Linked DNA regions of Homo sapiens: region 1 is linked to region 2. Evidence: chromatin contacts called from ENCODE Hi-C data. All regions are on one chromosome and are shown on one strand. Each heading gives the region's core, a stretch centred on a gene start or an enhancer-like site at or near the end of the contact. The rest is flanking DNA. Distances are from core to core; before and after follow the strand shown. Region 1 has its middle 71 kb from the start of MIR6731. Region 2 holds the start of LINC02800 (long intergenic non-protein coding RNA 2800).

Region 1 (4,191 bases), core at 826-3,325, 650 kb after region 2:
AAATTCAATTCAAAAGAAAGGACAAGGGGATCAAATGAACAAAACATAGGACAAATTGGAAAAATAGCAAAAGGTTAACTGTAAATCCAACACTGTTAGTAAATTTATGAAATGTAAATGGGCTGAACAATGTTAAGTGTCAAACTGGATAAAAAATCAAAACCCAATATATGCTATTTACAAGAGACAAATATATGGGCCCAGAAGGGTGAAATTAAAGAATGGAATAGTTAATTCATTGACACAGTAAATAAAAAGAAAGAAGATGTGCCTATCATACAAAGTAGGTTTTGAGGCAAGAAGTGTTACTGGAGATGAAAAAGGATGTTTTACAATATAGGACATTGATAATCATGAACATTCACTATGAAAATGTTAACAGTCCTGCATTTCTGTGTATCTAATAACACCTTTAAATAAAAATTGACTCAAAGAGAAATGTCTGCAATTATGAGGTCAAATTCATCCTCATAATTGGAGATTCTTAACATAGCTCTCAGTAACTGATAGAACAAGGAGGAAAACACGTGCGTGTGCACATACGTACACACATAGGAATAGCAGAAGAGAGAATAACACAACCACTTGACCTAATGGATGCATATGGCATGCTATATCCAACAACTGCAGAATGTACATTCTTTTCAGGTATATGTGGAACTTTTAGTGAAACAGACCCTATGCCGAGCCATAAAACAAGCCTCAACAAATTTCAAAGGAATGAAATACAAAATACGTTTTCTGACCACAGTGGAATTAAACTAGAAGTCAATAGTTGAAAGATACCAAGAAAATCCCCAGAATAAGGAACTACTTACAGTAGCCTACAACCCATGATGAATTTTTTTTTTTTTTTGACAGAGTCTCACTCTACTGCCCAAGCTGGAGTGCAGTGGCATGATCTTGGCTCACTGCAGCCTCTGCCTCCCAGGTCCAAGTGATTTTCCTGCCTCAGCCTCCTTAGTTGCTGGGATTACAGGCGCCCTCCACCATGCCCGGCTAATTTTTGTATTTTTACAAATACAAAAATTGTAACCTGTTGGCCAGGTTGGTCTCGAACTCCTGACCTCAAGTGATCCACCTGCCTTGGCCTCCCACAGTGCTGGGATTACAGGCGTGAGCCACCACATCCTGCCTGAAAATCTAAAGTTTTAAATTTAACACACATATTTATTATACACCAGGAACTGTTCTAAACACTTTACGTATATTAACTTAGTCTCTTTAACAATCCTATGAGATAGAGACTATTATTCCCATTTTATGGGTGAGGAAACTGAGGCATGTGGAGGTTAAGAAACTTGCTCAAGAGCCTGGGAAACATAGCAGGACCCTGTCTCTACAAAAAAAAAAAAATTAAGGTTGTGAGAGCCTCTGGTCCTAGCTACATGGGTGGCTGGGGCAGGAGGATCGCTTGAGCCCAGGAGTTCGAGGTTGCAGTGAACTATGATTGTGCCATTGCACTCCAGCCTGGGCAACAGAGCAAGATCCTGTCTCTAAATAAGAAAAGAAACTTGCTCAAAATCCCACAGCTAGTAAATGACAGTCAAAGCTAGGCAATATAGCAATATGCAGATAGTGCTCAGCAATCTTTAAAAGTGTGTCTGTTTTCCTCCTTAAAAGAGTGGACTTGGCTCCCTGGCCCCTGACAACTAAGGTAGTTGGTTGCCAGGTAAGCAGAGGTCCAGCTGGAACATATAGATTCTTTAAAAAAATAAATAAATAAAAATAGAGACAGGATTCTAGCTCTGTTGCCCAGGCTGGTGTCAAGCCCCTGGCCTCAAGCAATCCTCCTGTCGTAGCCTCCGAAACTGTTGGGATTTCAGGCGTGAGCCACCGCGCCCGGCCAAGAGCACGTTTGGTTGGTTTGTCCTGAGGGGCAGGTCTCTCGCACCAAGCAGGAGGTAGAGGTCTCGGGCCCAGAGGGGCCCTGCATCCCCCACCTCCTGCTGCGAGAGGCATCAGCCGGCCTTGTCCCTAAAGCCCCTGCTCGCTTTCCTGTCACCACTCGGGTGCGGTTCCGAAGTGGCCAGCAGGGGCCGCGGTTCCCCTCCTTTCGGCGCCACTTCTGCAAGCAGGGCTGGGACAGCTGCAGGACCTCGTCAGTTTGGGGAGCTGCCAGACCCGATCAGCAGCGTTGTCGGCTTCCTTCCTCTTTATCAGATCTGTCAGGGCTGCTGCGCGCTGCGAAGGCGCCTCCGGCCTCCTTCCCTCCTTCCTGTGTCGAACGGACGCTCCCCGGCGCCGCTGCGAACCGACACCTCCGCGCCTCCCCCGGCGGGGCAGGGCAGGGACCCGCTCACACCCTAGGTGGGGTGGGGTGGGAAGTGCCAGCGGTCTGGGTGTGACGGAGCCAGCCAATGTCCACGCGAGGTCAGGTCGCACGTGGGCCTCGACGCTGGCACTTCTGCATGTCCCTGGTTCTCGGCCGGCCACCGGCAGCTAGAGGAAGCGCTTCGCCCGCGAACCACAGGGCTGGGCGGCGGTTGGGTCGCGGCAGGGCGAGGGCTCCGCTGCGGTTGGCCCCGAGCGGCGTCCTTCCCCCGGGGGCCCCCGATCACTGCCTGGGGACTCGAGAGCGTCCCCGCCGCCGCGCCAGGCGCCAGTTCCCTGCTTCTGAGAGCGCGCACGGGAGCCCGAGCGAGCCCTCCTGGACGCCCGGCACAGGCCGGAGCGCCGACCGCGGGAGGGGCCACCTGGGCACTAGGAAAAGGGGCCACGGTTCCAGGCGGGGCGGTCCCCGCTCTGCTGACTCGGACGGGCCTCACTTCCCCGCCAGAAGAAGCGGCACCCATCCACGGGGAGGGACGGCCTCGGGACATCCTTTGGGGAAGCCAGTGACACATTTCTGATCCAATTTCTTATAAGAAATAGATAAACCTCAGTTTCTTCCTGTGCTTCCTTTCTCTAATTTCCTCAGTCAGATAATAATTGTCATTAAACTCGATGTACCAGTTATTGTGCTAAAGTTTTTAAAATGTTTCAAGTCTCTTCATATTCTCAAGTCTATTAGAGGAGGGACTATTCTTGTCCCCATTGTTTTATATAAAGAAACTTAAACCTAGAGAGGTTAAATAATTTGCCCAAGATCACACCAGGAACTGATAGAGGTCATCTGGCTCCAGAGCTTAACATCGCACTGGGTTGGTTGCTGTCACCTCCCCTGTGCAGGGTTTAAGGAGACTCGAGGAGGCTGATTTTTTTTCCTCTTCTCCTCTTCTCTCTTCTCTTCTCCCCTCTTCCCCCCTCTTTTCCCCTCCCCCCTCCCTCCCTCCTTCCCTCCTTTCTCTCTCTCTTTCTCTTTTATTTTTTATTTTCTTTTCATAGGCTTTCACTCCCATTGCCCAGACTGGACTGCAGTGGTGCAATCTTGGCTCACTGTGACCTTCAGGGAAGCTGATTTCTTAGCCCAGCTGTGGAACTGTCCAGAGCTCCCCAGCTACCCAAGTGTATTCCTCCTCTCCGCCTCCTCCTCTTCTCCTCCTCCTCCTCCTCCTCCTCCTCCTCCTTCTCTCTCTCTCTCTTTAATTTTTTAAGAAACAGTGTCAAGCAATCCTCCTGCCTCAGCCTCCTGAGTAGCTGGCACTACAGGCACGTGCCACCCCAAGTGGCCTTTTCCAGCAGGAAGTTTAGGAGCCTAATGAGCGCAATGCAAGCAGAACCAAATGGTTCCAATACCACGCACCAAGTGCATTGGCACCACATTTCTGGGTAAAAGGGTCCTGCTTGGCAGGGGGGACTTTGAGGGGTCAGGGAGGGCAAAAGGGGCCTCTCCCCTTCCTTGGCTCAGAGATGTTCACGCAACTCCCTGCCGTCTGCAGAGGTCACTGTAAGCCAGCAGACTCATTCTCACGTGGCTGAATGGAGGTTTTCCAATCAAGGAAGGGGCAAGAGAAGAAAAGCCCAGGGCCCTCTCCATTCCCTTCCTTCGTAGACATGCTTTTAAAAAATGATTTAAAGGCTGGACACGGAGGCTCATGACTGTAGTCTCAGCTGCTTGGGAGGCTGAAGTGGGAGGATCGCTTGAGCTCAAGAGGTCAAGGCTGGAGTGAACTAGGTTCACTGTGCTTCAGCCTGGACCACAGAGTGAGACTCTGTCTCCAAAAAAAAAAAGAAAGAAAGAAAAAAGATTTAATCTCATCTCTTAAATAATTTACTGCGGAATTGCTGCTAATCTTTACAGATCCTCCA
Region 2 (4,511 bases), core at 1,237-3,736:
GCATTTTAAAATTTAACAGATACTACAGATACTGCAAGTCGCTCTCCATGGTGGCTGAACCAACTTCCTACCGGTAGGATATATGAGACTATCCTTTTCCTAACATCCTAGTCAATCCTAGGTCTCAGCCAGCTTATAATGTTTTGCCAAGAGAGGTTTCTCACTGTTGTGTTCATTTGCGTGTTCATGGGCTTTTTCTAGAAGTTCCAGGTTGCTGGTGTGGGGGAAGAACTCAGGAATTCGGGTCAGGCAACCTGACTATCTGCTGTGTGACCAACACTAGACCCAGCCCTGTCTCCATCTGCTGTGTGACCAATGCTAAACCCAACCCTGTCTCCATCTGCCTAAGAATCTTGGTCAAGAGCTTCCTTTTGGTCCTCTGTTTCTTCATTTTTGAGGTCAAAGTTTCTTCCTCTCTAGGAGTCTGTTCTTCTTCCTCCGGCCCCTGCTGGGACTCTGGAATCCCTGAGTAAAGCAAGGCGTTCAGAAGCTCCTCCACTGTAATGCACACGTGTTCTCACTGGTGGACAAATCTTTAACTCTCCTGTTGCTCACTGAATAGTGCTCCAGAGATGTTCTGACCAGCATACAGCAGATGACAGGGACAGGAAACCAGATGGAAAGGGATTTATTATAATTTTTCCTTCACAAAACTATACTTTAGAAAAGTGAAACATGCTGAATGCCGAAAATTGGGAAAGTATAGAAAATTATAAAGAATAAAAATAAAATATAATCTCACTCTGCAGAGAGACTCATTGCTACCATTTGTGAGTTTAGTACATATACAGTATTTTATATATATGTTTAGTAGCTCACATTATATCATGAGTATGTCATTTAAAATATTTTTTAAAGTTTTAACTAAGAAAATTTGTTTTAGAGATGGGTTCTCGCTCTGTCACCCAGGCTGGAGTGCAGCAGAACAATCATGGCTGCCTGAAGCCTTGAACTGGGCTCAGGCGATCCTCCAGCCTCAGCCACCCAAGTAGCTGGGACTGCAGGCATGCACCTTCACACCCGGCTAAGTATTTTAATTTTTTAAGAGATGGAGTCTTGTGATGTTGTCCAGACTAGTCTCAAACTCCAGGTGTCAAGTGATCCTCTCACCTTGGCCTCCCAAGTTAATTTTTTTTTTTTTTTAGACGTGATCTCACTCTGTCATCTGGGCTGCAGTGCAGTGACACAATCTTGGCTTACCGCAGTCTTGACCTCCGAGGCTCAAGAAACCCTCCCCCCTCAGCCTCCTGAGTAGCTGGGACCACAGGCGTGTACCACGACTGGCCAATTTTTTGTATTTTTTGTAGAGATAGGGTTTCACCATGTTTCCCAGGCTGGTCTCAAACTCCTGAGCTCAAGCGATCCATCCACCTCAGCATTCCAAAATGCTGGGATTGCGGCATGAGCCACCATGTCCAGCTATTTTATTTTATTATTATTATTTTAAATGACTTTTCAAAAAGGCTGTACCAATTTGGGTTCCCACTAGAAGTCGTGGATTGGTGAATTTTTAAAGGAGCAGTGTGGCCCTCATCAACCTGGACGCACACGCTGGTCTCTAAGGCATGGAACAGTTGTGCTGGGAGGGAGCTCCTCTGAGAGGGTGGTCAGAAGAGCCCCCAGGCATCACCTCCACCATGAAAGCTCACCCCTCTCCCCTAAAGCTTAGATAACCAGCTGCATTTCCTAAGAGTGAGCACCAGGGGGCACCACATACCAAAGGAAAGTGGTCCAGACTGCGAGACCGCGGATTAGACCAAAGAGATAACGTTTTTTTTTTCTTAGACTGGGGCCCTCCAAGGCAGAGAGAAGACCAACTCTCCTGGCTTCCTTGACATTCTCCTTACCTGACGTTCTGCAGCCTCTTGGGAGACTCTCGGATGTACCCATAGGAGGCTGTGGGAGACAGAGGGTCATGTCCAGAAGGGAAATGGCAGTGTATGGCGTCACAGTAAGAGCTGGGGCAACTCCCCCGCTGTGTCTTTGATGTCTTTGCATCACCTTTCCAAGCCTCAGTTTTTCTCATGTGTCAAATGGGAGTGACAATTTCCTGCCTCGCTTTACTCTGTGTGTGTGTGTGTGTGTGTGCGCGCGTGTGTGTGTGTGTAACTTATGCCAAAGTGCTTTGAAAAACCGAGAAGTGGGAGGGGGGAGGGATAGCATTAGGAGATATACCTAATGTTAAATGACGAGTTAATGGGTGCAGCACACCAACATGGCACATGTATACATATGTAACTAACCTGCACGTTGTGCACATGTACCCTAAAACTTGAAGTATAATTAAAAAAAAAAAAAGAAAGAAAAACCGAGAAGGCCTAAGGATGTCTGCTGAGTTGAGACTAAGGTGTAGTGGGTGATATGTTTGGCTGTGTCGCCACCCAAATCTCATCTTGAATTGTAGCTCCCATAATTCCCACGTGTTGTGGGAGGGACCTGGTGGGAGACAGTTGAATCATGGGAGCAGTTTCCCCCATACGGTTCCCATGGTAGTGAATAAGTCTTATAAGATCTGATGATTTTATAAGGGGTTTCCCCTTTTGCTTAGCTCTCATTCATTCCCTCTTGTCTGCTGCTACGTAAGACGTGCCTTTTGCCTTCTGCCATGATTGTGAGGCCTCCCCAGCCACTTGGAACTGTGAGTCTACTAAACCTCTTTTTCTTTGTAAATTACCCAGTCTCTGGTCTTTATTAGCAGCATGAAAACAGACTAATACAGGGGGTAAGGACACGTGGAGCAAGATTGGTTACTACATTAGTCCAGGGAAGACAATGGTGGTGGCAGCTGTGAAGGTGGTGAGACGTGGCTGGATTCTGGATATATTTCAAGGGGAGAACCAGTGAGATGTATTGAAAGATTTGATGTCAGGGGTGAGAGAAAAAGGAGGTCAAGGGTGATACTAAGGCTTTTTGTCTTGAGCCAACAAAGACTAGCGGTGCCTTTTACTTAGTGGGGAAGATGGTGGAGGGATGGTTTGGAGGTGCAAATCAAGAGTTCCATATTTAGACATGCTACATTTGAGATGCCTTTTAGGTCACCGAGTGATTGAGTAAAGACAGAGGTCAGAAAACTGAGCCTTAGGCTGGGCTCGGTGGCTCACGCCTGTAATCCTAACACTTTAGGAGACTGAGGTGGGAGGATCACCCAGGAGTTTGAGACCAGCCTGGGCAACATAGGGAGACCCCATCTCTACAAAAAACAAAACAAGTTAGTGAGGTGTGGAGGCACACATCTGTGGTCCCAGCTACTTGGGAGGTTGAGGTAGGAGGATCACTTGTGCCTGGGAGGTTGAGGCTGCAGTGAGCTGTGATCACACTACTGCAGTCCACCCTGGGCAACAGGGCAAGACCCAGTCTCAAAAAAAAGATTTAGCCTTGATTCCTTTTCTCAGGGTCCTATAAGGATCACAGTATACAATAGATTGGACTAGATCAGAGATGAAAACATAACTCACACGCATGCGGCCACATCCCTTCCAGTGCCGCTGGCAGATATCACAAATTCATCACAGCACTCAGGAATCCTCTCAACCCAGAGCTCTAGGCAGCCTCTACCAACCAAGTGGAGATGATACAAAAACGAAAACTCTCCATCATCCTGAACTGGTTGAGATACCCAAGAATGCGGTTAAAACCATGGGCTTGGGCCGGGCGCCGTGGCTCACGCCTGTAATCCCAGCATTTTGGGAGGCTGAGGCAGGCAGATCACAAGGTCAGAAGATTAAGACCATCCTGGCTAACATGGTGAAACCCTGTCTCTACTAAAAATACAAAAAATTAGCCGGGCGTGGTGGCGGGTGCCTGTAGTCCCAGCTACTTGGGAGGCTGAGGCAGGAGAATGGCGTGAACCCTGGAGGTGGAGCTTGCAGTGAGCCGAGATCGCGCCACTGCACTCCAGCCTGGGCGACAGAGTGAGACTCCGTCTCAAAAAACAACAACAACAACAAAAAACCATGGGCTTTTGGGCTAGAGAGGCCTGGGCTGCACAGCTAATCTTGCTACCAGCTAACTTGAAACCTCAGAAAAAAACTGTTTCTCAGTTTCTTCATCTGAAAAATTGGATTAGTAATAGTTCCTATTTCATAGGGCTGTTGTGAACATTGAGATCATCCAATAAAATTATTTAGCACAGTGCCTGGGACACAGTCAACCATCAATAAAAGTGGCAGCAGCAGCAGTAATAGTTGTTGGATGGTGTTACTCCAGCTTGAACATTCCAGATACATCCGTCTTACATTCTGTTTCTGACATTGGACAAATAGTGTAATGTTGGGGCTGTCCAGCAGGAGGCACTGCTGACATGTACTTCTCTATTGCCCACAGAGGTCCAGGAAGTGGGAGGCAGTTTTCCCTGGAGCAGTGTTCTCTGATGATTGCCCTGGCAGAGGCCTAGACTTTTCTTCCTGGTACAATAAACCAAGCTCTTGGCTCCTCCCAGACAGCAGTGTCTCAGCTTTCTTCCTGGGACTGGTCCTCTCTTCTCAGATCCAGTTCCTGGCCTCCTCCTGCTT

Evidence for each region. A loop is a pair of places that touch in the nucleus more often than their neighbours do. Pooled maps may share reads with other maps.
Region 1: a pooled map of heart left ventricle shows a loop between it and region 2 (2.4-fold over the local background). The contact joins the enhancer-like site here to the promoter of LINC02800 in region 2. A Hi-C loop is called at or near these places in 11 of 168 maps with a recorded cell type or tissue (B cell, CD4-positive, alpha-beta T cell, CD4-positive, alpha-beta memory T cell and 6 more), 12 of 37 single-sample maps with no recorded cell type and 22 of 50 pooled maps.

The regions. Positions count from the first base shown.
Region 1 is chr1:24,846,061-24,850,251 of GRCh38, forward strand. No RefSeq gene overlaps it. Among named protein-coding and RNA genes, the nearest start is that of MIR6731, 71 kb to the right of the region's middle. RefSeq lists an enhancer at 1,389-2,113 and silencers at 2,228-2,427, 2,518-2,737. Within about 2 kb of position 2,076, at least 22 of the 41 ENCODE cell types and tissues checked have a DNase peak (open chromatin) inside an H3K27ac peak, as active enhancers do; they include B cell, CD4-positive, alpha-beta T cell, CD8-positive, alpha-beta T cell and 1 more, where a contact is called at or near this core.
Region 2 is chr1:24,197,754-24,202,264 of GRCh38, forward strand. LINC02800 (long intergenic non-protein coding RNA 2800) reads left to right here and starts at 2,487. Exons shown (of 3, transcript NR_027087.2): 1 at 2,487-2,638. RefSeq lists an enhancer at 1,809-1,918.